2 separate regions of the Mus musculus genome follow, and region 1 is linked to region 2. A link is a loop called in an ENCODE intact Hi-C map of the cell type or tissue named here. Cell type or tissue: left cerebral cortex. All regions are shown on one strand. Each heading gives the region's core, and the rest is flanking DNA. Links, peaks and the distances in the headings are about the cores only. Region 1 holds the start of Agk (acylglycerol kinase). Region 2 overlaps Agk (acylglycerol kinase).

Region 1 (15,647 bases), core at 4,016-12,015, 67 kb after region 2:
TCCTCCTCAATAAACACATGTGCATGAGTCCTTCTATGTGCAGGGGCTTCAGGATAATGCCATGCAATACAGAGGCTATATAGTATTATGATAGGAGAAGACACAAGCAGAGCAAACCATCACAATAGCAATGAGTGGGGTTTTGTGTGTATACGTGCACACGTGTGCATGAGCGTGCGTGTGTCAGTGTACTCACCTGTTTAGGTACTCACAAAGGGCAGAGGATGATGTTGGATGTCTTCCTCTATCAGTCTATACCTTTTCTGGAGACAGGGTCTCTCAGAGAACCTGGAACTCACAGTTTTGACTAGGTTGGATACCAGTAAGCCCAGGGATTGTCCTGTCTCCACAACTCCAAAGGTGCACACTGCCATATCTAACTTGTATGTGGCTGCTCAGGTTCCCAAATCAGTTCCTCACGTTTGCACAGCAAGCACTTTAGCCACTGAGCCACCTCACTGGCCCCACAACAACAGAGTATTCTATAGAGGAAGAGTTCATAGCATTATGGAGAAAATGCAGGAAGACTGCCTAATCTAATTAGAGAGGGAAGATGTCTTTGAAAAGACAGTACTTGAGACTTGGAGAAACTTCAGTTGCTCAGAAAAGGATGCCATATGCAAAGCCCTTCTAGGGATTCTGAAACATAATAATTTCATCACTTAAGTAGACTTGAGTTCGAGGCCAGCCTGGTCTACAAAGTGAGCTCCAGGACAGCCAGAGCTACACAGAGAAACCCTGTCTCAAAAAACCAAAAAAAAAAAAAAAAAAAAAAAGTAGACTTGAAGGCCATATGCAAAAATGTAAGATACGGGAAGGTTACCGATATATGCAGATGAGGCCAAATTCAAGCATGCTGCTAAGAATTTGGGATTTCAGTCTAAAAAGCAACAGCAACCTTCACTTGCAAAACAGCAGCATGGCAATGGTGTACAAAACAGAACAGTCAAAAAGCTGGGAAGCTCGTAATAATCCACACAGGAAGGGAGGGCAGTGTGGATGAAGACAGACAGTGGGGACAGACAAAAGAAACAGAACACAGGAGGAGACTAAAACCATTCAAATCCATGCACAGGGCATAAGAAACGTGGGTAAGGAGGAAGAGAGGCTGTCCAAATATCTAGGGAAACGAAATAGACAGTGAGCATGTCCACTAACTGAGGAGCAGGTTGAGCAGGAGGATTTTTGTTTTTAGGATGCTGAGTCAGAGATACCTGTGAAGCACCCTAAGATAAGTACTTGTATTGGCTACCTTTCTATTGCTGTGATAAAACATCACGACTGACGCATCTTATAGAAGGAAGAGTTAATATGGGCTGATGCTTCCAGAGGTTGAGCGTCCACAATGGCATAACAAAGGCACGGTAGCAGAAGAAGGAAGCTGGGGCTCATACCCTGACCCACAAGAAGGAAGCAGAGAGAGCAAACAATAAATGCTGAGTCTCTTAAACCTCAAAACCCACCCTTAATGGCAGATTTCCTCCAGCAAGGCCACACCTCCCAAACAGTACCACCAACTGGGGATCAAGTGTTCAAATGCCACAAGACTATGGCACTGAGACTATCTCCGTCAAGCTATACACCTAGGTCTATAGCTCAGAAGAGGTTTTTATAGAGATGACCAAAACCTGGGACTGGACAGAAGACAGTATGTACAACTGAGATCATTCAGGGGAGAGCATGACATATGAGACGAGGGCATCGGGCAGAGAACTCTTTCCTCATGCTTGAAGAAAGGGAAGGAAGGGGTCACAGAGGACAAGAAGGAGAGAGGCAAAGAGAGACAGAGGGCAAAAGTGTAAGTTTGGAAGGCAGGGATCAGAGGAAATGTTTCCAATTGTGCTAAGGGGAGGACTCAAGAGACTACAAGGCCAGGCAGTACAAGAAGGGTAATTGAGTCAGAGAACGTATGGAAGAAAAATAAGATACAAGTGCCAAGCAAGTGATGGCACATACCTATAATACCAGCACTTGGGAGGCCGAAGTAGGAAGATCCTAGTTTCATAGCCAGCCTGGGCAGCATAGCAAGACACGATCAAGTTAAAGGTTGAGGGAGAAAGAAAGGAAGGGAAAAAGAAGAGGAGAAAGAAAGAAAATGCATCTAAAATGAATGGAAAAGAAGAAAGTTATCTGTCTTTACAGATGTCATGAGCTTTTTATATAGAACATCAGAACGGTTTCACCCAAACACATAGAAAAAAATGTTAGGACCATAAAACAACCTCATCAAAGCCAGACCAAAAAAACCCAAAAAGATTAATAAAGTAAGCTGCATTTCCATGCACTGATTGAACAACACATAAAAGAAATTAAGAAATCAACTATACAAGAAGATCAAAAAGAATAAATATTTAGAAATAAATTTAGGTAAGATAAGAGATGTGTTCATTAAGAGCCACCAAACAAGAAGACATCTTGTGTTCATGGACTGGAAGACAATACTGTTAAAAATGGCCACAAAACAAAGCAAACTAACAATTCCATGTAATTCCTGTCAAAATCTCAATGGCACTTTTTGCAAAAATAGGAAAAAGCCATCTCAGAATTGATAAGAAATCTCAAATACCCTGGATGGCCAAAATAATCTAGAAAAAGAACAAAGTTGGAAGAGTCTCACTTCCTAATTTTACAACTTCTTATACCGCTATAGTTTTCAAAATAATGTGGTTCTGGCCTATAGATATACACAGGCCACAGGGACAGGACAGACAGCCTAGACATAAAGCTCCATCATATATGGTCAAAATACCTTCAACAAAGCCCAGAGACCATACAGCAGAGAAAGAAACCCTTTCTATAAACAGTGCAGCCCACATACCCACATGCAAAACAGTGAGGCTATACCTTTGTGTTATACCACATACAGAAACAAACATAAAGGCTGCTTCAAACCCTGTTCAGAGTGAGGACATTTCAGGCTGGAGAACTAAAGGGCCTTTTAAAAAGTCTTAAGACTTTAGGGAGTATCAGAAGACCTCTGGAAACATACTGAAAAAGGAACACGTAAGCTCTTTGGATCTTCACCCAGCAGGGGCTAGAGTCTCCACATTGGCACCAGTGTGCCTTCGAGGCCCTGCAAACACAGCATAGGCTCCCCGGGGGGTCCAGGGTAGAAGGAAGGGAAGGTTAATATTCTTTCTTACCTTGCATATGCTAAGCTGAGTGCACATAGGTTATAAGGATGTGGTACTTAGCTCTGAAGATACTTAGCAAGGACAGAACCACACAGCTACAATCAATCAGACTGCACACTACAGTGTGAAATATGTTCTGTGAGCAATAAAGTGCATATAAAGTGCAATATGTAGTCAACTACATAGAGCAGGTTACAAGAAGCTTTTGCCTTTGTTTTTATTTGAATGGCTTTGTTTGACCACCGCATTTTATAGAGAAGTGCAGCTGGGCAAGATTTCAACCCTGGCCCTACAGATCCTTCTATAGTGGGATGCGGATGGTGTCGGGCTGTCAGTATTTACCAGTGCTTCCCGTAGAGCCAGTGACCTCCCCATGTCAGCAAACAGAGCCCAGCTGTAGTTTTCTTCCAATGATTTCGAAGCGTTTTAAAGAATGCAGTCATCTTCTCCTATAGATTTAATAGGCAGAAAAAGAAAACAAAGTTATCCAAGATAATCACAGAGCATCCTACAGTCCTCCTCTAAGGTCTCCCCGCCCCTCCCTTTTCCTTTTTTGTTTTCCCTTTGCTACTTCTGCTCTGGTTCTTCTCATCCTTTCCTGTCTAGTCACCATCAGCATCTTCTGATCCACTCACCAATCTCTGCTTCCTTCTTTTTCATGTACTTCTACCTTGGCTCTCCTCCTTCTGTATCCACCCACCTTTCCCTCTCCATATGAGAAGGAAGGAGGGCAGAAAGGAGGAAGTAAATAGCCAGGCTTCCCTGATGTGTGTCTTCTGACTGTCCCACTATACCATTGTTGAGTATTTGTCTAGTACATATAAGGAACCCAAAAGACCAGCAACAGCTTATTAAGACAGAAGAAAACACCAGGTCTTTAGTATGAAAACCAGTGGAGGACATGCTTTAAAAAAAGCAATGCATGTGGCTCAGTTAAGAAAAAACATACTCAATTTACTAATCAAAGGCGTGCAAATTACAAAGAGCTATTATTATTCACATATAAAATTAATTTTTAAATTATCGTATTCACTAATAACAAAATACAAGACAGATACTCATACCTACTCCTGTAAGGAAGATAAATTAGTTCTTCATGAAAAAATAAAATAGTGTAATATGTTTATTCTGTTTTTGTATGACACCATTTGATGATATTTATATTAATATGTTACTTAGCTTCTCTGACTAGAGTAAGGTCCACTGAATGCAGAACTGTGGTCACTACTAGAACCCATACATCAAGTAAGATCTGGCACATAATAGCTATCCCAAAAACATATATTAAGTGAGTGAGACATGTAGCAATTCATTTTTTAATTGAGAATTTTCATAGATATAGAAAAAAACAACCAAATACAATGTTAAATAAAATTAGCAGAGTAAAAGGCATTTAAAACTAGTGTTATCCCAATTACATTCAAAGAAGACAACCAACCAAAATACCAATAAATAAAAGCAGAACTTTTACATAATATCCTCTAAGTTGTAGGGTGCTAAATGACATCTTACAATTGTGCGCACTCTCTCTCCCTCTCACTATATATATATATATATATATATATATATATATATATATATATATTATTATCTAAACAGATAAAAATTATTTCTCTCTGTAACTTCCCTTGGTTAAAATCCCTCTCCTAGGAAGAAAAAGCCACACTGCAAACATCAATGAAGCCATCTAGGCTGATACAAAAGAAAAAGAAAAAGAAAATTCCCAAAGGTCCACATAATTGACCTCTCTCATCTGATCCTAATCACTTATTCATTCAAGAGGCCTTTAATGAATACCTACTCTATGTTAAGGGCTAGGGCAGAGAAGAGTAAGTCCCACTCTCAAATGCTCAGAAATCTTAAATCCCTAACTGCAATACAACCATACAGGCAAAGCTGCAACACCATAAGATACATGTTGGGGAATGAGAACAGGATCTACCCTGAGTTCAGAAAAACAGGCCTAACTGGGATGGAGCTGAAGGAGCCAGAGTCCTGCAGGTCAGAAGTCAGAGTAAAGGAGTTAGGTATATGCTATGGCCTGAATACCTATTCCCACTGAAATGGTATTAGGATGTAGAAATAATGGGGTCCTAAGGATGCTGTCCTCATGAATGGACTAGTACCCCTCTAAGAAGACAGCCTCACATCCCTTCCACCTCCAAACCATCTGAAAACACAGCAATGAGACAGCCATTTGCAAACTAGGAAGAGGGTACCATGCCCAGTGCCAACAACCATTGTGGGTTCATACTTCCAGTTTGCACATTGTAAAAAGTAATCTTTGTTATTTAAGCTATCCCAGTTATAACGACCTGAACTAATAAGTATACAAAGGCAGTGTGTGTGTGTGTGTGTGTGTGTGTGTGATTTGAAAAACACAGGTAAGTAGTAGACTGAAGTAATTTCTCTTCTCAACCATTACTAAAACTAAGAATCTTATAACAAAAGACATATTAACAAGGAAAAAGCATATACATCTATTCAATGTGAGCTTTCATGACACAGAACCTTCAGAAATAAATCCCTGTGTGTGTGGTCAATTTGATGAAAAGCAGTAAGTTCTACAGAAACATGACTGAACAAGGTGCTATGACTTAAAAGACCAGCAAGGTCTGTTTGTTTGGGTTCTTCTGTGTCCCTTCATCTTAAGAAATAAAAGTACTATTTCTTTTCCTACAAGCATCTGACAGGTAGCTCTAACACAAGAGCCTTATACAGGAAGTCTGCTTCAGGTTAGCAACAACTTCCTGCTTCTACTGTTTCCCCAACTGCCAATGTACGACTTGGGGATGACCATGCCCTAAACACCATCGATATTATACATACAGGATAGCATCTACAACAGTGACTCCCAGCCCTTACTGTCTTTATTAAACCTTATTTAAAATGCACAAAATTTGTTGTAAATATATATTCTTGGTCATCATCTTCCTTCCCCAAAAGCCTACTTTGTTCCTGAACTGAGTAGTCATATGATTTTTAGTTAGCAGTTACTAACATAATTGCAATGGAGGTTGCAAACACACCAGACATTAAAAATCAATGTTTTAAGATGAACGATGGGGTCATGGGGAGGGGGAAGATTTGAAAAGGCTTTGAATCCGCACTAAGGTCTTTGGATATTATGTTTAAAACAATATTATGTTTAAAACTTGAGATTTTTTTTTTTTAGCAGATGAATAACAATCACATTTGAGGTGCAGAATATAAAACAGACTGCCAGAACCTGAAAGTAAATCTAAAAGGAGCCATTCGAGGGGTGACTGCCACAAATTCTAGACAAGAGTCAACAAATGATTTGGAGGTCTTTATGAAATAGAAATGGGCAGGGCTTGATGATCAACTGATTGCAAGAGGTGAAGGACGAGGAAACGGAGCCAGGTTTTGTGCTTGGGCAACGGATTGTTAAGTGATTTCAAGGCTTTGGATTTACATTGTAGGTTTGTGGGGAAACAGTGTGCAGTTAAGGAGACTCTAGACTGTTCCACCTGCTGGAAGGCTGGAACATCACCCAAGTAGAGAGGGGCATGGAACGAATATCGGACAGTCGACAACACTCTGAGTGGACTGTCTTTTTAAAAAGCCACGCCCACCCTGTCTTAAATGCTTTCTATATTATTAAAAGATGAGGGAAATATGCAGGCAGCCTAGTGTGCAAAGAGGACTGGCCAAGGTGCTTAACGAAATCCTAGCTTTGTCGTTTACAGATGGTGAGACCCTGGATAAGTCAATTAACATTTTCCCTAGAGAAAAAGGGAAACACCATTAATTTTTGCAGTGAAGCAGTTGTGAATAAAATCTGTATTTGTCTTCACAATCTGTAATACATTCAGTGTATATTCCCTTCTCAGTAGCCAAAATTTTCATTCTCACTAATGTCAGTTAAAAATCTCAAATTTTATGCCTAAATTAACATATCTTTGCCTTCCAAACAGGCTTTCCCCAAACCCAAAAACTCTCAAATTCTGACCCTCTTCTGACAAGAAAAGTAGGGGTTTTCTCACTAAAGAGCTTTTTAGAACAGATTCTAGTCATCCACATCTGCAGAACCTAATAAATAGAACGAATGAACCGACCCACCCTTTAGGGTTCAAATATTACTGGCCCCGTTTTTTTGTTCCGGAGTACCCCACAGCCCAAGGTGGGAAGTAGCTGAGGGGTTCACAGGTTAGGGACGGCTCTGGGACTCGAACCGGCACACCTGACTCGCAGGGACAACGGGCGTGCACGCCATGCTGGCCCGGCCCAATCTCCCCTCCTCCCGCCCCACCGCAGTCAGCAACCGCGTGGCCGATCCCCGGACGCCAGGCGGGTTCCCCGGACGCTCTGCTCAACGCAGCCACCAGCGGCTGCGCTCCACACCCTGACAACACACATCCCGCGGCCCTAGCTTGCTCCCCGAACTCACCGCTGCCCGCCGCTCAGCGCCCGGCCTTTCCTGTGTGCTCTCACAAAACTCTCCCTCTCTTTTCAGGGAAACCGCTCCCTCTGCTCTCGGGTTCCGACGCGGAGCAGCGCGAGCCAGGCGGGGGCGAGCCCTCCCGTGACCTAGGGATGGGCTCGCAGCAGCCACCGCCCTCCCTTCCCTTTCTCTCACATTACTTGTTCATTCAATCTTTCATCTATCCATCTGTCGCCAGCCAGTCGTTTCTGGAAAGTTCACAATACATAATAAGAACAGTTTTACGATTTGGAACTAAATCAGAAAGTAATTAAATGGCTAAGGCATAGTGGTAAATGAAACAAAATAAAACAAAACCCAGCGACAGGGCGGGAGATGAGGAGGCACTGTGTTAAATTAACGAGCGGAAGTTTGAGCTCCAGAGAGCAGGAAGATGATGATCAGGTCTGGATGCACGGAAGAGCAGGGTGGGGTGGGAGTGGGGCTGAGGCTGGGGAAATCAGGCACAAAATCACAGAACCCTTAGGCCTGTGTGCTGGAGGCAGAAAGAGCTATGAGAAAAGGGAGCCATGCAGCAGGAGAGCCCACAGGGGTGTTGGACAACAGAAAAATGTGTCTTGTTAAAATATAAAGATCGCTGGGCTGAAGATGAAGGGCAGGTGCAGAGAAGCTTCCTGTTAGCTGCCTTACACCAAGGCAGTTACAAAAACTTTTTATCTTGCCACCTTTCACTGCGAGGAAGATGTCAACAAAATAAAACAGATTTTGCTGCAAAGAGGACTCTTAGAAGTCTGCCCTGAGGGCACAACATTGCTGTCTTAAATGGGAACAGTTTTTCAGTAGGAACATCTTCAAATGGGAACTCGCCTGAGATGTCCCAAGACTGGATCCACTAATATTTGATCTCTAGGGACTCCCATCTTCCACAAGATGTACAAGCAATTAAAGGTTACTGGGCCAGAGGGGCTGAGGAGTGTTGAGGGAACTTCTTCACTGGTATTGCCTCCTCTAAGTTGCTCATGTTCCTATAGGTAATTCCTCACTACCCCAATCAAATTCATGGATCCACAAATCTAGACTTTAGTGGAATCATTTCTTCGGGGTCTGTTCCTGTCACTATCTGGAGAAAATAGACATTTCTTCACTGCTGTCTCCCTAGGAAACAGGAAATAAATGTATTCTGAGCCAAGTATGAATGGCAATGGTTTTGGAACACAGATTCAAGTTGCCCTGAATGACACGTTCCACCGTAGAATAGGTTAGTTGGACACTTATGAATCAGAAAATAAAATAAAGCCATGAGCCCATTTGTCTTAGTCAGGGTTTCTATTCCCGAACAAACATGACCAAGAAGCAGTTGGGGAGGAAAGGGTTTATTCAGCTTACACTTCCATATTGCTGTTCATCATCAAAGGAAGTCAGGACTGGAACTCAGACAGGTTAGAAAGCAGGTGCTGATGCAGAAGCCATGGAGAGATGTTCCTTACTGGTTTGCTTCCCCTGGCTTGCTCAGCCTGCTCTCTTATAGAACCCAAGACTACCAGCCCAGTGATGGTCCCACCCACAAGGGGCCTTTCCCCCTTGATCACTAGTTGAGAAAAATCTCATGGAGGCATTTCCCCAACTGAAGCTCCTTTCTCTGTGATAATTCCAACTGTGTCAAGTTGACACAAAACTAGCCAGTACAATTGACCCCTTGTCAACTTGACACACAAACACATCACTAGTAAGCCTCAACCCTTACATTCTTATTCATCCCCAAGATCTAAATAACTTTAAAAGTCCCACAGTCTCTACATATTCTTAAAATATCCATCTCTTTTAAAACCCAAAGCCTTTTTACAATTAAAAGTCTCTTAACTGTGGGCTCCACTAAAAATAGTTTCTTACTTCAAGAGGGAAAAACATCAGGGCACAGTCACAATCAAAAGCAAAAATTAAACTCCAACTGTCCAATGTCTGGGATCAAACTCACAATCTTCTGGGCTCCTCCAAGGGCTTGGGTCACTTCTCCAGCCCTGTCCTTTGTAGCACTCATTTTGTCTTCTAGGCTCCAGCTGCCTGTACTCCACTGTTGCTGCTGTTCTTGGTGGTCATCTCATGGTACTGGCATCTCCAAACACTGTAGTCTTTCGCTGTAACTATGCTTCACCAACAGCCTCTCATAGGCTCTCTTCATGGTGCCAAGCCTCAACTCCTTTACATGACCCCTTCTGTCCTGGAAAATCAATTGCAGCTGAGGCTGCACCTTCACCAATGGCCTTCCATGGCCTCTCACTGTGCTGAGCCTCAGCTGCTCTGCATGACCTCTTCATGCCTTCAAAACCAGTACCACCTGGGTGAATCTTACACATTACCAAGTCCAGCCACAGCACAAGGTACAACCTTGGCCATCTCTGGAATACAGCCTCTGTGCTCTCAAAAACACTTCCCAGAAGATGTCACCTCAATGATGCTGGTCTCTTCTTAATCACTGCTAATTTCTTAGCTCCAGCTAACCAGCATCAATAGTCCCAGAAATGCAAAGTTTTTGCTTTAGTTGTTCTGGTATATTGTTAATCACAGCTGATTCTTCAGCCCCAGCTAACCAGAACTACAGAATCTTCACAATCAAAACAGCAATGGCCCTGAAAAGAGTCTTTAATTTTCCCTCTGAAATTTCACAAGCCAGGCCTCCATTTTCTGCACTGCTCTCAACATTATCTTCCAAGCTCCTACACAATATCTCACAGAGTTTTTAACAGCAAATGGATCTTCTGGCCCAAAGTTCCAAAGTCCTTCCACAGTCCTCCCCAAAACATGGTTAGGTTGTCACAGGAATATTCCACTCTGCTGGTTACCAATTTGTCTTAGTCAGGGTTTCTATTCCTGCACAAACATCATGACCAAGAAGCAAGTTGGAGAGGCAAGGGTTTATTCAGCTTACACTTCCATACTGCTGTTCATCACCAAAGGAAGTCAGGACTGGAACTCAAGCAGGTTAGGAAGCAGGAGCTGATGCAGAGGCCATGGAGGAATGTTCTTTATTGGCTTGCTCAGCCTGCTCTCTTATAGAACCCAAGACTACCAGCCCAGGGATGGTCCCACCCACAAGGGGCCTTTCCCCCTTGATCACTAATTGAGAAAAATGCCTTACAGTTAGATCTCATGGAGGCATTTCCTCAACCGAAGCTCCTTTCTCTGTGATAACTCCAGCTGTGTCAAATTGACAGAAAACTAGCCAGTACACCATTTAAGATGTCAAGTAGGCAGGAAACAGCACCACAGAGAAATCTCTTCCATAGGTTTCAGATGCCATGTGATGGATGACCTTCTTAGATTTGGGTTGGTGGAAGTTTACAGTTATATCATTCCTAAAGTTTTAACTAGTAGTCACAAAGATGGGTTAGGTAGAGAGTTTGGTGGTAAATAGCTACTACAGGCAAGAGAGAAGAAATTTGGCTATCCATCTGTGACATTCCATCTCCCCACTGTCATGAAGTTCTAATCAGTCTACTGGTCTGCAGACTCTTGAATAGCAGTGTACCTTTTTTCCATACAACTCTAGTCCACAGACAACAAAGGCTAACCACTGAGGACAGCTGTGGGCCCACATCAGCATTTGCATGATTTATTTATCAAAACGGTCTTTATCTGCCAATGTATTTAACTCCACCTACATTGCTGTCAATATAAAATCAAAATCCTTCACCCCTCACTTCTGTCACCTGCTTAAATGTTATTGTTCTTTGTTTGGAGTGCCATCTAAGACAGAGTTCTAAGTCACCAATTTGAGCTTCCTCCTGATGGTCACATATTAATAATTATGCTTGTTTTCTCATGTTAATCTCTTTCTTTCTTTCTTTCCTTCTTTCCTTTTTGGGAGTGGAGAGGTCTTCCTCAACTCTTCCTCAAGGACAGAGAAATTAAGCCCCTTTCCTGCATGGGAAAGCTTTTTTGGACACACCACTCAGTAGAATAGGATTCTGTCAGCAGAATTGTTGGGTCTGGTTTACATTTTACAGATATCTCTAGTGCAGTCAGTGGACTCGTAGTAACAAGAGAGCTACACGAACACTGTGCTGATGCAGACCTCCAGATAGTTTAAATTCAGCAACCCTCATGATGGAGGGGGATCAAGCCAAGCAACACAACTTTCTCTCTTCTTTCTTCCATCATTCTGTCACTCAGCATCTGCTGAGAGGCGTGTGATGGGCCGCATGGAAAGGTCTGAGGCTGGCTTCAAGTTTAGTGCCCTCCATGGTGCCCACCCCCACAGGGCTTGCAATCTACCTTCACAAGTCCCATTTCATTTGTTTATAACTTAGACTCCAGATGAATGCTTGAAGAACAACAAAAACATCTGATGAGGTTAAGTGCAGTAAACCATACTCTGTCCTACTTTTCACTGGGACAGTGTGACTTTCCCACCACTCTCCCTGGGAATAGTGTGAACTTCCAACCACTCTCTCCATTTGTCCATTAGAAGATGGGAGAACATCATGCTTTAAAACAATCCCTTAGTGTTCTAAAATAGTTTACTGCTGAGGGAGTCGGTGAATTACTTTCGGAATTTCTTTTCCAACTATCTAACCTGTTCATTTGTGGAAATGAGTCTGTGCAACTGCTTGACTGGAGGCTTGAAACCCCCGAGACCTGTGGGATGATCCAAGGAGAAGGCAAAGAACATGCTTTAGGATTGGGGGCGAGGGGGAGTCCTGAAAATGGGGACAGTGAACTTTGATCAGAAAATGATAGTTTTAAAAAGCCTTAAAAATAATTACATATGCATCTGGGGGGTGAGCGCGCTCGAGCACATGTGTGTGCCTTTCTTATGGCTTATGTCTTGTTTTCTATCTTATATGTGAAGGGAGGACTACACTCCTTTCTGGGCTTAGTACCTCTCAAGATTAGAATCATATATTACTGCCACATGGGCATCGCAGGTGAGTGTGAACTTGGCCACATAGACTGCTTTAATACTCTGAAGTTTGCCTGTGGTTCTCTCCAAGAAACAGAAGGTTTTAATCCTGCAGACCCATTTTAGATTTCTGGTTTCCAAAACTGTAAGATAATACATTGTATGTTAAACTACTGAGTACACAGCAATTTGGTAAGCAGTCACAATTAGCATGCACTGTCTTAGGTTATGCTTCCTAGAGAATCCAAGCTATGCTGGGCAGATACCAATTGCACTGTCTCCAGTTAATTCACTGTCTCAAGTTAATTCTTCATGTTTGTATTATGTTCTTGTAAGGCCATTTGTGGGCTCCTGCATCCATTTCCACTGTGTAACTGTAGTGTCTCCGTGCCTCTTCTCCACCTACCTCCTACAGATTGAGTGTCCTCTGCGAACTCATGCTCAAGTTCAATTGCCATGTCACTGCCAGGTTGGAATGGTGAGAAGAGATGATACCTTTAATGGGGTGCCTAGGCTGAGAACTCTGTCCTCACCTCATGGCATTATTGTATGGCAGGTTCCTGCTGGTCAGGTGTGATTTATGCCTGATTTTACTTCTCCTGAGTGTCTGCTTATCCTACTACGTGAAGATTTTCACCAGCTGGACATCCCGGGTCCCAGAACCATTTCCTGAATAAATATTTTTTGCTTATTATTTATAGATGTGGTAGTCTGTCAAGCCACAGAAAATAAACCTAAGATATTGCCATGGTTCTGTACAGTCACAGAACTTATGGAATGTCTCTATGTAGTAAAGGAAACTATTGGAATGACTTACATCAATGGGCAGCTGTGAATGGAAAGTCCAAGAATCGAGTAGTTGCTCAGTCCCATGAGGCTAGGTGTTTCAACTGGTCTTCTGTATAAGCTGGAATCCTGAAAAAGTAGGTTCCAGCAGATGTGCTGGCACGTAAGTGCAAGCAGGCAGAGAAGAAGAAAAACTTCCTTCTTTCATTGTCCTTATGTAGGCCTCCAGCAGAAGGTACGGCCCAAATTAAAGTATGTACCACCATGCCTGAACCTAAGCTGTTTTTTACTTGTAATGTGTTCTGTCCCAGGCTGGCCTTGAACTCAGAGATCTGCTTGCCTCTGTCTCCTGGGATTAAAGGTGTGTACCACTTTGCCTGGGCCTAAGCTTTTTATGGTCACTATGCCTCAAGATCTGGACCACAAGTGTGTCCTACAATTCTGGATTGTATTCCATTCCAGATATAGTCAAGTTGACAACTGGGAATAGCCATCACAGATACCATCATGCCCATAGCCTCTATGCAGTCTTTCTACATATCTAAATGGCATTTGACTTGACCCTTCTCAAACAATAGTAATGTTTCTAGTCAGAATCTCTCACTTTAGATACCAAGTGTGATTTTTTTCTGTAAGAATGAAAACATCAAAGATAATAGTAAAGTTTCTAAATATATACCTGAAGTCTATGATTGTAAAACCATGAACATGTATGATCTTATATGAATACTCACCTGCAGGTAGATATGACAGTTGGGTTTTGGAGATGTATGTCAATTCTACTCCATTCTAAGTTCAGTTTCACTAGGATTCAGTTTATAGAATCATCAGTCTTAACTACTAGCTAGCCTTTCATTGTCTCCTGCAGCCCACCAGAAACTGAGTTAGCCCAAGACATTCTGTCACTCAAGGATTGAGACTAGCTCCCTTTCACAATTTTGGAAATTCTTGTCAGCATGTCCAACCTGCACCTGTGGATTACATGTGCCCTGGATAGCCATGACTGTGAAGTCACATTAATTCAAAAACTTAATTAACATATGATTTTTTCTGACATTTTTGTAACTTAGTTGTGTAGTTCCTGTCTATGAGCTTTGTAAATGACAATGTCATGTTACAATATCCAAAATGAGACAAACTGGATAGAGCTTCCTGTAGGACAAAATGAGCACCTGTGACAGTAGAGACTTGTATCTGCCATGGAGATGTGCACAGCCAGAAAGAAGGGCTTGGCCTGTGCCCTTCCTTTCCCATGGTCTTTGGTCAGCATGATAATCACTGAAGACCAGGAAAGTAGTCCCTGGAGGCTACTGGAATTTGCCCCTACCTTTAGCACTTGCCTGGAATCTTTGGGGAGAAACATTTTGCATTGTCAAAGATGGGGACTAGAATCTCTTTTCATATCTAGCACACTACCACATAGGTACTTTTTACAGAGTGGAAATAAGCTACACATGGAAAGTGTAAAATCAACTAATGTTCTCTTGAAGACACTGAAGCGCTATGACATTGGATACTGACAACATCCAGTCAATCCCAGAATCAATAGTCTTCCATCTGTCTCAATATTTGTGGGATTTCCCCGCCCACCCCCCAAATGATCCCACATTGTTATATTATTAAAAGCAGCTGTAGAGAGATGGAAGGTGGAAAGAAAGATAAGTTCAATCTGACCTTAGGCAAGACCATGTTTACTCATGGTGAGGGGGTATCTCTGGAAGACGGGATGTGGCCAATCTGTAGCCGACAAGGGAAGCTGGGGAACAGTATTTTAGCAGGACCATGATCACAGACCATCTTGAAATCCAGTAGGTTCCAGTTACTGGAAGCTCTACCAGGACCAACCCTGAGAGAACATTATCTCGGTTTAGAAGATAGTGGACAGAAGTTACCTTTGTCTAAGTAGGATGGGAAGAAATAAGAGTGGCACAGTCACCTTGCCGGCCAAGTCCACCTGGGGCACAGCCAGCAGAACTGAGCAGCATGCTGTCCCCTGAACTCCAATGAGACCCAAGGCTCTGCCTTTATGAGGAGTCCTGTCAACACCAGGAACACCCAGCCAACACCAGGAACAACCACATGGTTAAAGGCCGGTGTAGAAACACAATCAACAAGAGCTGAGGTAATATGGCACCACCAGAGCCTAACAATTCCACAACACCAAGCCCTGGGTATCCTAACACAGCCAAAACACAAGATGATTTTATATCCAATTTTATAAAGATGATAGGGGCATTTAAAGAGGAAATGAATAAATCCCTTAAAGAAATACAGGAAAATACGATCAAACAGATGAAGGAAATGAATAAAACTGTTCAAGACCTGAAAATAGAAATAGAAGCAATAAAGAAAACACTAACTGAGGGAATCCTGGATATGGAAAACCTAGGGAATAGAACAGGAACTAGACATGCAAGCATCA
Region 2 (15,647 bases), core at 2,559-10,558:
TGAGGAAAAAAAAATGTGTGCTTCCTGTCTGCTAAGAATCAAAGGGCTGGGGGAATGTCAGGGCCAGGAAGCAGGAGTGGGTGGGTTGGGGAGCAGGGTGGGGGGGAGGGTATAGGGGGCTTTGGGGATAGCATTTGAAATGAAAATGAAGAAAATATCTAATAAAAAATGCCTTAAATAAAAAAAAAATTCAAAGGGCTGAAGTCAAGGGATGCTGATTCATAATCAAAAGGAAAACCTTGAGTAAATGATTGGACAGGATTGATAGGTAAAATAAAAGACTGGACCTTTGTTCCACAGGAAATGACCTATCCAGAGAAATTTTTAGGATAAAAAGAGAACTGCTTGGAGATATGCACACACAAGCACACATAAACACAAGCATGCACGCACACACACACACACACACACACACACACACACACTCACAAGCAAGCAGAATATAGACACAGAAATCTCTGAGACAGAGAGAAAGCGGAACATAGAAGCAGAATGGAAAAGCTATATCAAGCAGAACACAGGTCATCAGCTTGGATCCATGATTTGACTTCAAGTCATTCTTTGCACTGCTCCCACTTCTGTGAGAACCCCTCTCCAAGCTAAGCCTGGTCCTTGACATATCCCAAAAGCTGTTGCCTGTATGTGGGATATGTTCTTCTAGCTGGGCTGACTTGTCTGGCATCAGTGGAAAAAGAAGCACCTAGACGCAGAGACTTGATGTGCCAGGGTTGGGGGGATACCCAGAGCTCCCCGTCCCAACCTGCTCAGAGGAGAGGGGAGGGGTTGGGGGAAGGGTTGTTGTAGGGAGGTGACTGGGAAGGGGCAGTGAGCAGGATGTAAAGTTAATAAGTAAAAAAATAAAATTAAATTAAACAAGCAAATAAACAAACCAGCCAGGTCTCTGCAGATCTCAGACCTCATAAGAAGTTTCATTGTGCAGTGGAAGGCAGTTAATACAGAATGTTAACAATTGGCCAAGTACAGAGAATAAGTGTCGATGGACTGGTGGCCACGAGTGGGACATCTTCATCACATTTATCACACTCTCTTCATGCCAGGACTCTAGTATCATGATGGAAGAAGGGTAGGAATAGACTGTAAGAGCCAGAGGTTGGAGAGGACAGGGTTGATGGAGTGTCTTCTGGACAGGACAGGACAGGACAGGACAGGACAGGACAGGACAGGACAGGACAGGACGGCTCCATGCACATGCTGGCAGCAGCTGTGGCTGCCTGCACAAGATCGAGATAGTCAACAGTGCAGCGTGGAGGAGAGAGGGGCTCATAGCTCCTACCAACTGAGGAACTGTGTATGGACTGTAGATGGCTTCTGGAAGAAGGGCCGTTGTTTTTCCTTACGGGTGTGGCCATTGGTAGGTTGAACAACCTCTACTGGATGGCCTGACATGCACAAACATATAGACAGCACCAAAGTAAACTTTGGGTTATAAGACAAAATAATATTAGGAGGGGTGAGATGGATATGAGAGGAGTTGGGGACGAACATAAGGGTGAATATGATCAAAATATGTATAAAATTGACAAAGAATCAATAAAAATGTTATATTAAAAAAGAAAAAAATTCCTTTGTTCACAGTAGTATAGAAATATACCCAAGGGAGAAAAAAAATAATTTAAAAATTTCAAATAGTAAAACTCTAGTTTACTAGTTAATTTTTATAAATAAGGGGTGCATTTAGATTACACTGGATATGTTTAAAAGAATGATCAAACAGTTTTTATTTTTAAACAATATTTACACAATACTAGTAAGTACACTGACAAGTGTTTAACTTCCCATGGAAACAATAGATGTCAACACAAATATGTGATTTTAAAAAATATATATATATAATACATTTAAGTTTATGAAGTAGATTTAAAACACTTTCTCCCGGTATGGTTGATTCACCTGGGGAAGCAGTTTTTTAAAAATGAAGAACCCTAGCTTCCTGCCAGGTTGAGTTACAAAGTCAACCTGGGGGTAGGTCCCAGGTCAGTTAGTTTTCAACATGCGCCTCAGTTGTACACATGCAAACTAACAATGAGGAAGCACTAGTTTGTTTTAAAATAGCATTTTACAATACGTCTGCCATGGCTAAAGAGGGAACAACCTCACATTTGCTTTCCGGATGAGACCAACCAACCAAAGCAGAGAGCTCACAAAGGAGCAGCACCCATGAGAGAGCCCAGAAAGAGGGCGAGGCTCCCGGAGACAGCAGCTGCCTCCCCGGGGTGCCCCAGGACGGTCAGAGAACCGAAACAGGAACTTGGTCTACAGATTCCACTCTCCACTGTGGGACAATCACAAAACTCCAGCCCTTCCCAACTCAGGGAGTACAAGAACGTTCTAGACCCAGCCTGAGACAACCACTGTGTAAGAGGGATCAACTACCTCAACATAAGGAAAGCGAGGGTTAACAGGGTACTGACCACAAACAAGTGCATGACATGGTATGTGCTCTAGGAAGCAAACAGGAGGGCTGGGGGTACTTGCCATGAAAATTCCCTTGGGATCCTGTGACCCTCTGGGGACAGAAGCACACACATCCCCCATGTGGTCCCACTGGTGGCTTGCAGTGCAGCCTGGGAGTGCCCGCCACGCTGTCGCTCACTGGGATGTGCTCGGCAGCATTTGCTCTCTCTTCCTCGGATCACAGAAGAACCGCAGCTTTCTGGGCAGTAGTTTGACCTCCACCGGCATGGCTTCGTACTCCTCGCTGTCAATGCTGAAGGAGCCCTCAGTTCCCTAGAGAGAGGCGAGTACTGAGCACAACTGGGACCTTACTGGATGAGGAAGCGTCTGCAGAGGACTCAGCCTAACAAAAACCTCTCAGTCCTGACTGGTTCTGGAAGCATCAACTCTCTAGTCCACAGAGAGGGGTTTTCCTTTGAAACCTTCTATCTCAAGAAACACTTTGGAGCTTGAATAATATTAGAATTTTAAAACATTTATCAGAAGGCAAGAGCATTTACATATTATAGATACATGAAATTGTCAAAGAACATAATCAGGATATCCACTATGGAAAAAATAAATTGATTATAGGGCCAGAGACAATAAGTCTCCTTAGCAAAAGCAGCTGATACTCCTGAGAGGTACTTTGTGTCCACTGATTCATTTTCATTATTCCCTGAGACTCAGGGTCTTCAGACTTGGATGTGCCAACACTAGTATCATTAGACCCTGTGCAGTCCTGCCATAGCTCATTCAATTCAGCATTTGCTCCATGAAATTATGTTGGCCACACATGTCAACACCTTGCATTTGCCTACAGTTTCAATGCAGTACAGCAACAGCATGGCCATAACTCTTTAGAGGCCTGAGTAAATCTGACCTGGGGCCGCAGCAGTCAAGTTACCTTCAATTCAAGTACCGCCACTTCTTTATTCCTATTTACAAAAGTTGTTATTCTAAGAATGGTACTCTATAGCATACTTTACAGGAAAGATAAAACCCGATACCCACCAAATGGAAGATTCTTCAGATAATACTATCATAAACATCTTCTGCATTCCTGGCATGAAGAAGCAAAGGTTAGGGACCTAAGGATCACTTCGAGGGAGAACCTTGGCCTAGAGACGCTAAGCCTCAGAGGCCTGCTCCAAATCAGTAGCATGGAAGCGTTTGCCTTTCTTTTCTGGTCTCCTTTAACTCAGACCTGATAACGAGTTGTTAAACAGAAGGGACCTAAATGGTAGGCGTTAATATGGAAAGAGGAAGAAAATGGAGAAAAAGACAAATCAACTCAAAACAGCTTGTGGTCCATCTTACCTCAGGAAGAACCAGAGTACAGTGGCTGGCTTGGAGGCACTCGGTGCCAGCTGCACGCAGGCCAGGGTCTCTCACCTTCTTACTTCTATTAGTATAAGAAAAAGCAAGGTTGGAATCTTTGATGGCAACTGCAATAGACCTCAGAAAAGCCCACCGATGAGGGCAAGAAAGGCAGAGTGCGGAGACCAGGGCTCAGTGAACAAGTCTCCCTGGGATTCTAACCAGTGTTGGGGTACATTCTACGAGACTGACTGACTTGCTGTGGAGTGAGAACTGCATAAAGCTGCCATGAAGTTTCTCTCAATTTTCTTAATTTTAAAATGGTTCTACATCTATCTATCTAGTTGTGCATCTCAAATGTAAAAATTAAGATGTAATTCAGTCATTTGAGGAAAGCATCAAAGTTCTGTTCCTTGGTCCTTGTGATCCTTTATGAAGGGCAATTTATTCTGCTTTAGGGTAGATAATGCTTTTACCCTTATAAATAGTCTTAGCTATTTTCTCATCACTCTCCATAGATAACAGCCTCCTTAGCACACTTACCTTTGCTAAGTAGCCTTGGAGTAAAGCAATCAGACACAAACATGCGAGACCTCAACACACATGTACTCCATTTAGTTAATTATGGTAAATACAAAAAGAGAGAAAAGGATAGAGGGAGAAGTTTAAATCCAGCCTGAGCTACTTGGGGAGTTAAAGGCAAGCATGGGCTATAAGAGACTTTGTCTCAAAAAAAAATCTTTTGTTATTTTGAAGTAGCAATTTTTTCATGTATGAATTTGTCATCAGAGTTTCAGAACCAGCTTCATCAGGTTTCATTGAGATATTTAGTGGATGCATGCATTGCACAAATTTACTTCTCTTAAGGACCAAAGGGAAACTTGCTTAAAGAATGCTGAACATAATACCATTTAATTAATTGATACAGTGGGTTTTTTTGGTTTGGGTGTCAGTTTTATAAAGGAGATTTGAATATGGCTGCTCCCATTAGCTAGACGCACTTAAGATACTGTGCGATTTATGCACACTGTGGAAGGGACAGGCTTTTTTTCCTTCTTCCTTTTCCCATACAGCGAGAGTAATCAAAGGCTGCAGAAGGGACCATTCAGTATCTGAAGAATTTGTATCAAAGGCGAGAACAACACAGACTAATGAAAAGTGTGCTGCAGCCAATGCTGGAATAGATAATGATGCAGCCATGGAGACACAGTTGCTGCAGGAGCAATGTCCAATCCCTAAATTGGGCACAAGAGGGAGCACCAGGACAAAGCAAAGGAGGCTGAGCAGATTACGGGTTGGCATGGGAACGAACATACAGCTCCTTAGATACTTTGAGGATGTCTGGAGAGTTTACAGAATACTCAGCCAATGAAATTCCAGCCAAGGCAGGAGTTAACAAATCAGGCAGGACTTGGAAGAGTCTACTGTATTAGAAAAGGGGAAGCCTAGGAAATGTCCAAGTAGATATTCAGTGTCCTTTCAAGTTTGTCCTTGATGTTCTGGGAATGGGAAAACAAGGTGAATAGCATGCGCAGTAAAAGTCGCCGGGAAGTGCTACTCAATGTCAAAAGCCTCCTTGAGACTGACAAGTAGTCCTCAGGTAGTAGACATGATGATAACCTTCCATTTTACAGATGAGAAAGGACTCAGACAAGTCAACTGCCTTAGAGTTCCAGAGCCAGTGAGGAGGCAATCAAGCTCCCTGAGACTATAGATAGTCCTTAGCACGGCCTGAAACACCGAATTCTTTCATTTCAATGGAAAGGCAGACTGTTAACGTTCTGTTCTTCCCAAAATGAGCAGAGAGGGCAAAAGTACACATGCCAGCTCCATTCTAAAAAAGAAGGCCAGAATTCCCAGACAGACAAGGCCGTTGGCAGGTCTCCATCTTAGACAGACAGCACACTCTGGATAGAAAGGTTTGAGGACACCAGTTCCTTGATGAAGCCCCATTTCCTACAGACCAGGCACTTACCCTATGATTATGAAATCTCCTTTGCTGACAGTGTCAGGTTCAATGCAAATGTTCATAAAATCCTCTTTGCTCTAGAAAGATTAAGAATGGGAATGTTAAGACTTGGAAATTGGGCTAATGAAGCTGTCGCCCACAGGTGTCTGGGTTCTCTAAAATGTTCTAAATGCAACTGGAGCAGACAATAGCAACCTACTTATTTCCCAATAACGGTTGCAAAACTTGATGGTTCTATCCATACAAAGCTCTGAAAGCCTGATGCAGAAGAAAGTGCTATGAAAAGAGTCATGAATCCTGTCCCCCTCCTCAGTTTCCTGCTAGTCATTAGCAAGCAGCACCAGCCTAGCCTTCAGTTAAGCAATCCCAACACTTCTGTATGGCCTTCTTGGGGAAGTTCACAACTTGTAGGCCCAGGAGAGCATACACAAGCCTCTGTGAGCCACTGCCTGAGTTTCAAAGGTACCACTAAAGCACAGCTGTATCTCTCAACTAGGAATTACAAAACACATTGTTCTGACATAATGACCGCTCAGAATCTACATTTCACATTTCATCCAACTACCTACTAAGAGTCAGCCACATTTCATCAGCCCTCAGAATATTTGGGTTAACACAGAAGGAATTTTGCCCACAAAGAACTTACATTTCACTGAAGGGAATGCACAGAAAAATGAAGCAGTATATTACTGAATGTACAGAAACCGGGTATACTAGAAGTACATCAGACTATATTACAAAGTGTCATAAACAGACAAGGAGTCTGAGATTGCACTGGTGGTAGTACAATTTTTAAAAAGGATTTATTTCTATTTACTTTATGCGAAGTATGTTTTGCCTGCATGTATGTCCATGCAGCACAGGTATCCATGGAGGTCAGAGTTAGATGGCTGTGAGCTTCTGGGTGAAGACCTGGGTCCTCTGGAAGAGTAAGAATGCTCGTATGCTATGCAGCCATCTCTGCAGCCCCAATGACTAATATTTTAAAGAGAGACCAGGTGAGAAGGTGACTGATCAAAAGAAGCCCAGGAGGTCAGAAAGGAAGGAACACACTTATCAGGGGAAGCAGTTTTCACTGTTTAACAGGTATCCCTGGAGGGTTGATTAACATCAGGATTCTGTCTGTATTTGTTGATTAAAAGTTAATTTAAAAAACAGTACCTGCTATCATTCTCAGAGTTAGCTCAGTAGGACTGTTGTAAAGCTAAGAATTTTTATTTCAAACCATTTCCTGGTAATCTGATGTTGCCAATCTAAAGATCATACTTTAAAAAACACTATTTCTAGGGACAAGCCAAACATACAAAGGGAACTTTAGGTAGGGTTGTCCCTGAAATGTACAGACTGAGTGGTAGGGGAAAGAAAAATGGATGACTATAGTGGGGAAGAGTGCATCTGTATGGGTAGGGCTCTGGAGACCACTTTAAGGAAGGTGTCTTTTAGGTTGAGTGAAATGGAGAGGCAGTGGAAGGCTCTAAGGAGGGAAATGTTCTGGCTTGTTTGTAATAGGGTCACTGCCTGCTGTGCTAAGAATTGAGACAGGTCTAACTGCAGAGGGAGGCAGTGAGCCAGGACAAGACATTACAGAGAAATGAGAAGGAGCAGTGAAGGCTCAGTAGATGCCAGGATGGCATTGGAAGAGGTGAGGAAGAGGCTGAAAACTAACTAGTGACTAGTTCTAATGCCCAGGAGATAAGGGAAAGGAAACGGGCATGTTTAAACTTGCAGTGGGCAGCAAAGCCATGCTCCAGTGAGAATGGACATCAACATGTATTTTCTTTTAAGAACCAGAGAGAATTATGTGAAGTTTCTCTGATGGCCATTAGATTCTGCTGGGTGCTATAATATGGTAGCATGTTTGTGTTCCACTAAAGTCCACAGAAAATTGAATTCTGTGTGATTCTAACTTATTAAAATAACATCCTAGCTTGAAGGCAGCTGGCCAGTTGGGTCTATGGTTATCCTCTGCTGACAGCTTTCCTCAGCTTTGTTTAGAGGCACGGCTAGGTTACCTGGAAATGTCGAGTCTGTGGATTAGCCTCCAGATTTTGGTAGAGGAAATATAAGCCTGGAATCAGACTAATTTTGTCCATATGGAGAAAATGCTTTTTAAAGTATCAACACCCCAGGCCTGACAACAATTTTCGCCTTTATCTTGTGGGAACACACGTTTGGTCCTGTGATGTGAGTAAATTTCCCAGGACTGAGCCTGTTTCTTGGGAGGAGTTCTTTCTTCAACTCAGATAGTTTCTCACATACACATATCAGTGAAGATACAGACAAAGCCAACCGATCTCCGTGGATCTTGTCAATTCCTGGCTCACTCCGAGGCAGTTTTCTTTTATTTTGCTCTGAATTCTTATTGCCCAGATGCCCCTGAATTCTCAAAGATGCCTTCCCAGAAGAGACCATGGACTCCTGGTAAGTCCATGTCTATGCTGTGGCCTCTCAAGCAGGAAGCTAGGACAGGAACAAGGCCAACCTTATCTGAGTGCCTTCTCTCTGGGACCACTGTCATATACTACTTATTTCTTGCCCATAGTAACTTCACAGATTTTGTTCAGTGTTTAAGATATGAAGGTAAAGTAATTGCTTGCTCTATATCTTGGCCAATAGTCTCACATGCATTCAAAGACCAGCTCATATTGGCAGATTCAGTGAGAATCCTATTGCCTTAATGGATGATGAAAAGATACTTGATAGAATTTAATGTCTAAGATATTTAGTTAATAAACTCTTGGCAAACCTAGCAAAGTTTTTCTTATGAGAAACTTCCTCATCTAATAAAATGTATCCCCAAAATCTATCAAATTTAAAAACAAAGCAATGGCCCCCATTAGCATTACTCCTGGCTGGCACTTTTTGCTGTTGATAATAGCAAAACCTATAACAAACCTAAAATAACTCACAGGCAAACATAATTAATAAGAATTTAACTAAGATGCGGATTCAGCATCAACACACACACATACACACACACACACACAAACACACACAATTACATGTCTGTCTCTTCAGTCAGAGAAATGAAGTTTTAAGAGATTATACTGATAATAGTATCAAAAGTAAGATAACCATGAGTATACCTAGCAATAGACAAATACTAGAGAGAAAATCATAAAACACCTTGAGAGATATTGAAGCCCTCAGTAAAGGAAGGGATACATCACGTTGATATGCCACAGGGTCAATACTATAGAAATGCCATTTTTCCTCAAGTTGTATGTGTACAGTGCAACCGTATAAAACTTCTATGAGGAACCTAATAAACACCCTCAAGTATTTATAGAAAGCATGGGGCTGATGGGACGGCTCAGGAGTGTTTGTTGCTGCTCTCGAGGAGCTGAGTTCAGTTTCTAGCACACAATGATCTGTCCATCTCTAGGGGAAAGAGTCAATAAACTGATCTGATTAATTGGCTACTCGAATAAGTAAATAAAATTGGAGCCTTTACCTGTGCTATTCACAAAACTCAATTATAGGTGGCAAGTTTTTTAAAAATAACAATGGAAGTAACTATCTCATGAAAATCATTTAAAATCACTCAGCAATATATGATGAGCATCTTGCCACATTAGTAAATATAAAGATTATATATTACTTTAAACTAAAGCATTAATAGTTATTTACTCAATCTATTTAATATACTGTGCTACTAAAGAATAAACATGCTTATTTAAGAGACATTAAATTTCTGAAATTCCACAATCCTAAAGCTGTTTTCTTATTATGGAGATATTATTTTAATGATAAGTAAATATTTAACTATTACATGACAGCTACAGTATGTGACTATTTTACTGTATCTGCTCTGGCAGAGTGGTGAAGGAAAGAGAACTGACTAGAGATAAGAAGCAGTGTCACAGAGCTTTGTAATTAGCACAAAGATAAGAGCATTCAGCGGCCTGAATGTGGCTCATCTAGAGAGAGCTGCAACCACAGGCTCACTGCACGCAATGCATTCAGAGATTCAGTCCTCGGAGAAAAGAACAATGGCAAAAGAACAGGAGCAAACACTGCAAATACAGCGTTACCACAGACTGAGAATAAAGAGAGTGTGTAATAGAAATGTTATCTTCTTCTCAAAAATCTCTCCCAACAGAGGACTGTTCAACCTCATCCCTTCATGGTGGTTTCATAATTCTGTGTCAAGTAAGGGAAGACGGTGGACAGTAAGTGCTGGTGCCCACAAACTAAACCACCGCACCCCTGCCACGACAGCTGAAAACAAACAGTTACAGCTTACAGCCTCATGAAGGCTAAGAGAGGGCCCAGCTCCCCATGCACACCACCACTGAGTGCTGCCGGGCTGGGTAACACTCGGCACCCAGTAGTTACTATCTCAGCTGCTGCTCCTTAACACTTTTTCTTTACCCTTAGTATGAAATGCAGTTAAACGGTCTTGCTCATACACACACACGGTGTAAATCTGAGAATAATATAGCTAATTCATGTAAGATTCTTAGACAGTGACTCCCATGTAATAAACATGAGCTATTTTTCCTAAAATGTTTCCCTTTGTGCATTTTCTATTTTTAGCCTTTGGCCCATTGTTTAATATTGTCCCTGTTCATTCCTTATTGATTTACTCTAGGAGACTGTGATAAGGAAAGCTAATAATTGCTGGTCTGCCATATCCTAATATTCTCCCCAGCTGTCATTCCCAAGTTTATCTTTTTAAATAAGTAGATGAATGTATCAATATAAAATTTGCCTTAGGTGTCATGTTTAGAAAAAATTCTTTGTACTTTTCAAGTTTCTACTAATAATCACTTAAATGTTACTTAATACTTAGGTAGTTTTATTATTTTTTAGTTTAGTTCATTAATTCAACTGGAATTATTTCCAAAGGTAAAGGGGGCTGGTTGTGTCTGCAAATATTTCCCAGGAGACGAAAATTACTTGTATAAATAGAAAACAAATCGTCTTCTGGTCTGAGCCTCTATGCACGGGCACGCATGAACAAAATGTGTGTTCAGAGATCCGTGAGCTCCTGTGCCCCAATGCACTCAGCTACCACTTCCCAGTGCAATTGTTCCTCAAAGGCACACCACCCCTCCCTCTACTTGAGCCTTTCATCTCTATGCCCACAGAGTAAACAGAAAAATACTGAATCAGTGCAAGAAAAGCACCTGTCACTTTTTCCCCAGACACCAAATTCATTTTTTTAAAAACTGAGTGCACTTACCATCAGGTCAAGTTGGGTGTTTCGGGTTGTGATGGACAGTTCAATGGTGGACAGTTGTACATCTTTCCAGACCTCAGGGCTTACCTCTCGGGAGGAGGCTGTGGGAATCCATCAGACATGGGTCAGTGTTTCTACTGACACTTCTCTCTCTGTCCCTGCCCGCTCCCTCTCTCTCTCTCTCACACACACACACACACACACACACACACACACACACACACACGGGGGGGGGGGGGGGGGGTAGAGAGAGGGAGGGAGACTACTGAGCTGCTGGTAGTCAGCTTCCCCAGCCCTTTGTCCAACTCTATTCTTTATTTCATTTTTCTGTAAAGCAGGGATAAATACCAGGTTCTCTCTCTATGCCTAAAGCGTCCTCAAGTGAAAGCAGCTCACTAGCACAGATGTCAGTGACAAAGAGGACGAGGAACGGTGGTGCTTAGTCACAAGACACTGAAGCCTGTCCTGACAGCACCCAGGAGTCTGAATTCACCAGGAACTTATCTAGTACTGATTCTGGGAGTCTGCTCCAGGCCACTTCTAAGCTGAACAGGGCTTGGAATCTAGTCACCACATTGCTCACCATCCTGTGGCTGTGCCCAGAATGAGGCAAGCCTGCGTAATATTCTCCTATACAGAGACGGCCTGGGAGGAGTCTCTTCAGGCTCAATGGGAGGTCTCTCTCTAGGTCCCGTGTAAGAGATGGAGGCTTGATGAGTCTGAGGCCATTCCTGTTAATGAAGAAGAAAACAGCTTTCATCATGTACACATAATTCCTAACACAGGGGGCTTTGCTCTGCAAAGGTCAGAATTCTAATAATTTAATTGTCTCTTCAATGAGCAGAATTCTCCTCACTTGGGAATATGACGACTTCAAACCTTACCTTAAAAACCATGAACATAGTGATTGTGTATGTTCCCTAACATACAACAGAGAGAAAAACAAACTGAATTGACAACTACTGTTTACACTTACTTATCCAAAGAACAGAAATCAATATGAATGAGCAGAGTGGTCCTATGCTAAACTTACCCTCAATTTATCGATGGCACACAAACAAGTAATGAAATCAGTTGCATCAAACACCTACTTCAGTGCTGGTATCAGACTCCATATAGAGGACAGAATTCAAATCCAGCCTGAGGCCTCTTCATGCTTCAAAGCCCATCATTCTCACACAAGATATTTTATGATACATTTTTATCTATTGTTATTATTATTATTTGTGTGTGTGTGTGTGTGTGTGTGTGTGTGTGTAAAGGAAGGAGGGATCCCTAAATCAGGGCTTAACATTTATTGGAGAGTGGGGGAATCATACTGCAGGTATAGACAGAAACCAGTTAGAGGAGCCTATCAGCGACATCACAGACCCTCAGGCTCTGGCAGAGTCTCTAGACTCTTATGGTTAAATATTCTGTGCCGCCTTTATCACCTGTCCTCCTGCTTCATTTTCAGAAGCATAGCTTCAAACAGTTTTCAAAGCATATCAGGGAGAACGTCCTAGTTCTCTCCAATGTCACTTTCATTTGGTCCTAACTGCTGCTTCTCTACTGTCTCAGTGACAAAGGAAGCCCTTCCCCCGTGCAGGAACCCTGGATCCTATCCTGTCTGTGTATGTGCTTAGCCAACTCAGTCATCTTCTCTGTCTCCTTTCTCTTCACTTCCTGCTCCTCCCTCCCCTGCTCTGGGTATATGAAAACACAGCCATCTATCTGCTCACTTAAAAGCCACTGCTCTATTGTCTTCCTGTTTCTCTCAGGGTAGCCTTTTCTGTCTTCTCTTTAAAGTCGGGATTCCTGAAGAGGAAACCTTCTACCCTGACTGTCTGCATTTCTTTCTTTCTTCTTTTCTTCTTCTTGTTTTTCTTTTTGTTTTGTTTTGTTCTGTTCTGTTTTGTTTTTTGAGACAGGGTTTCTCTGTGTAGCTCTGGCTGTCCTGGAACTCACACTGTAGACCACGTTGTCCTCAAACTCAGAAATTCACCTGCTCCTGCTTCTTGAATGCTGGATTAAAGGTATGCCCCACCACCACTTCCTATTAACTCTAGGTTAGCCCCAGTCTGTGGTCTTCCCAGCTCCCATCTGCCTGCCTCAGAGCTGCTTGTATCTTTTCAGCCATCTACCCCCTGTGGCTAGTTGTCACAAATCCCCTTAACCCAGTAAATCAAAACTCTAGAAGCTTATAATTAATCAGTCAGATTTATATATCAATAAATTCTCAGTTCACAAGATGGCCACACAATGATATCAGAGCCAATTGATAAAGATACAAGCTGACCACCTAGATTAGACAAATTATCCCACTTATTCTATACTTTTATGATATTCATAGCTACATGTGGCTATTTAAAGCCACATGGAATCTGGATCTTCTTCTTCCTTCATCTTCCTTCCTTCTCTCTCTGTCCCTGTCCCTGTCCCTGTCTCTGAAACTCTTAGCTCTGCCTCTCTTTTCCCCGTCCAATCACAGGCTTCTTGTTGTATTAATATTTAAATTAGTTGGGCAGGAAAAATTCTGCTACAAATAAGCAATTGATAAGCAATGGATGGAAAGTGTTTATAGGATCTAGAAGGCCACCATTTAAACATACAGCTCCTGCTTCCCAGGGTATTGCTACTTAACCAGTGAAATTATTCTCTATAACAATAACACTTTTTACTAATCAGTTTGAACTTAGGAGTAGAACAATCTTGCCTTTTCAATTTTTTTTAATTATGTTGTATTTACTCCAAGTATTTTACTAACTTTTAGTTTTTTCTTTTAATTTTTTTCAATCCAACTGGAATTTCTTAGAGCTACATTTTTCAAAGGATATATTATTTTATAATTAGAAGAAATCAGATAACTCCAAATGTTAACATTGGATTCTAGTTTTTCACAATCAATTTTCAGATTAGCCAACATAAATTATAACTATACTGCTTTGATCTGCATGAAAGATAAACAGAGTATATAGCTCACCTATTGAGTGATTTTTCTTTTAGGTTTTTCATTAATATGAAATTGTTGAACTTTTTTTCTATGCCTCCTTACTCTCTCATTAGTAATCAAACCCAGGGCTTTAAATATGCTGAGCAAGGTGCTTTATCACTGTGCTATACTACAACCTCAGGCCTTATTACTTACCTTTTAACGTATTATTATAAAGAGAGCACAGCCTGGCAGAGCGTTGTGACGAGGGAAGTGTTCTATACAGTACTGGCGAATATAATAAGTACTACACTTATTTAACCAAAACAGTTTGAAACCTACTGATAATATATACAAGCCTATATAATTAATTTATCTATAATTCATTACAAATCTTCAGCTCACTGCCAGGTACTTCTATAGATACACATATTAATAATGTAGGCATTTGCTCACTCTGTTCAAGGTTTATCTGGTAAAGGTGGGTGAATGAAAAACAAAGGCAAGTATTCAAGATAAAGCAAACACAGGTTTGGCCATAGACAGAATGATGAATTATGGATGGATAGATGGATGGATAAGTAGAGAGAAAGAAACAGACATCGGGGTAATTGATAGATAAACAGATAGATACGAGGGGTACTTGTCTATCAAAACAAGAATGTTTTCTGTAATTATATAAGTCAAATGTCGCCCATTTTAGTATTGGAAAACGTGATATGGGTCTGTAGTAAAGAATTAATATCTCAAATATAGACATGACAGAGAAACATCAAATTAACAAAGGTCGTGTTCTATATTATAAATTGCATTTACCTGAAGAGTGCTGAAAAAGTGGGCTGCTTTGGTTTTTAGTGGACCAAGATACCAGTACCTAAGAAAAACCAAGAATAAAAATGAAAAGAGCTGCTCAAGTGCTAGATAGCATCCAAGACAATCAAATCATCAGGAATGGACCTCTCCTGTAATCGGCTGCTCTGGGGGCTTAAGGATTGTGGCATAACACAAAAGTAATACACTTTGAGCCTAAATGTTAATGGCACATCTAAGAATATACACTTAGATGGCAGAACAATTCCTGTAGTTAATAAGAGATATAGAGCTTACGTCTCTTTGACCCCTAAGTTTATAAGTCGTTATAATATAGACTTTTACCCACAGAATAGGGTGAGTATACAATCAAAGAGTCACAAGGAGAGAGCAATAAAGCCACACAGAGAGAGTGTATTATCAAATCAAGACTGTATCCTGTATCTCGTGGCCCCTCTCACACAAAATGCACACACATGCATAAACCAGTATATATTTATATTATTCATGTTATATAGCTTTAATATGGCAAGTGCAAGTCTCAGAGTGAAAACCTATTGCATATTGCTAAGTGCATGAAAACTACTAAAGAGGAAGATGCCTAGTTGCAACTAGAAAGTGATGTGGCTGTCACTCTTTAGACTCATCTCTGACAACACCCATGCTACTTTACTGATCCTGACTGATTCAGGTAGGATGCCTTTAGTTAGCTCTTGTTACACAGATGGAGAAAGTTGTAGAAAGAATAAACATATAGAAGAACACAGGATAAACTTCCTACTTTTGGGCTTATGAGTTGAGAAGATAACAGACTCCAAATAATAGTAAATTATAAGTGACTGCATATGTTTTGCTATAAACTGATCACTATTGATAAGAAAAGTCAGGAAGGACTACAACAGCATTAGAGTGTGGCCATACTGAGAAATGTACAAAGGCTAAAGCACAGGTGGGGCAGAAGGAACTGGGAAACGGACTGAATCTAGACACATCAAAGA

What was found. A loop is a pair of places that touch in the nucleus more often than their neighbours do. Peaks named below come from ENCODE experiments on the same cell type or tissue, not always from the same donor. Only the 100,000 strongest peaks of a DNase experiment are listed, where the experiment ranks them.
Region 1: it touches region 2 in a loop (4-fold over the local background); 2 of 42 quality-filtered maps call a loop at or near these places.

What each region holds. Positions count from the first base shown.
Region 1 is chr6:40,317,429-40,333,075 of GRCm38, reverse strand. Agk (acylglycerol kinase) reads right to left here and starts at 7,598. Exons shown (of 16, transcript NM_023538.2): 1 at 7,546-7,598; 2 at 3,477-3,583. The coding sequence starts at 3,577. In left cerebral cortex, for the core only: no CTCF peak of the experiment used is centred there; DNase peaks (open chromatin) are centred at 7,507 and 7,923; H3K4me3 peaks cover 1,445 bases; H3K27ac peaks cover 1,024 bases.
Region 2 is chr6:40,382,826-40,398,472 of GRCm38, reverse strand. It overlaps Agk (acylglycerol kinase), which reads right to left. Exons shown (of 16, transcript NM_023538.2): 11 at 14,656-14,713; 12 at 11,512-11,659; 13 at 10,932-11,029; 14 at 5,750-5,820; 15 at 3,775-3,859; 16 at 1,711-2,748. The coding sequence ends at 2,611. Among named protein-coding and RNA genes, the nearest start is that of Dennd11, 45 kb to the left of the region's middle. In left cerebral cortex, for the core only: CTCF peaks have their summits at 5,019 (motif pointing right) and 7,299 (motif pointing right); DNase peaks (open chromatin) are centred at 5,059 and 7,319; H3K27ac peaks cover 361 bases.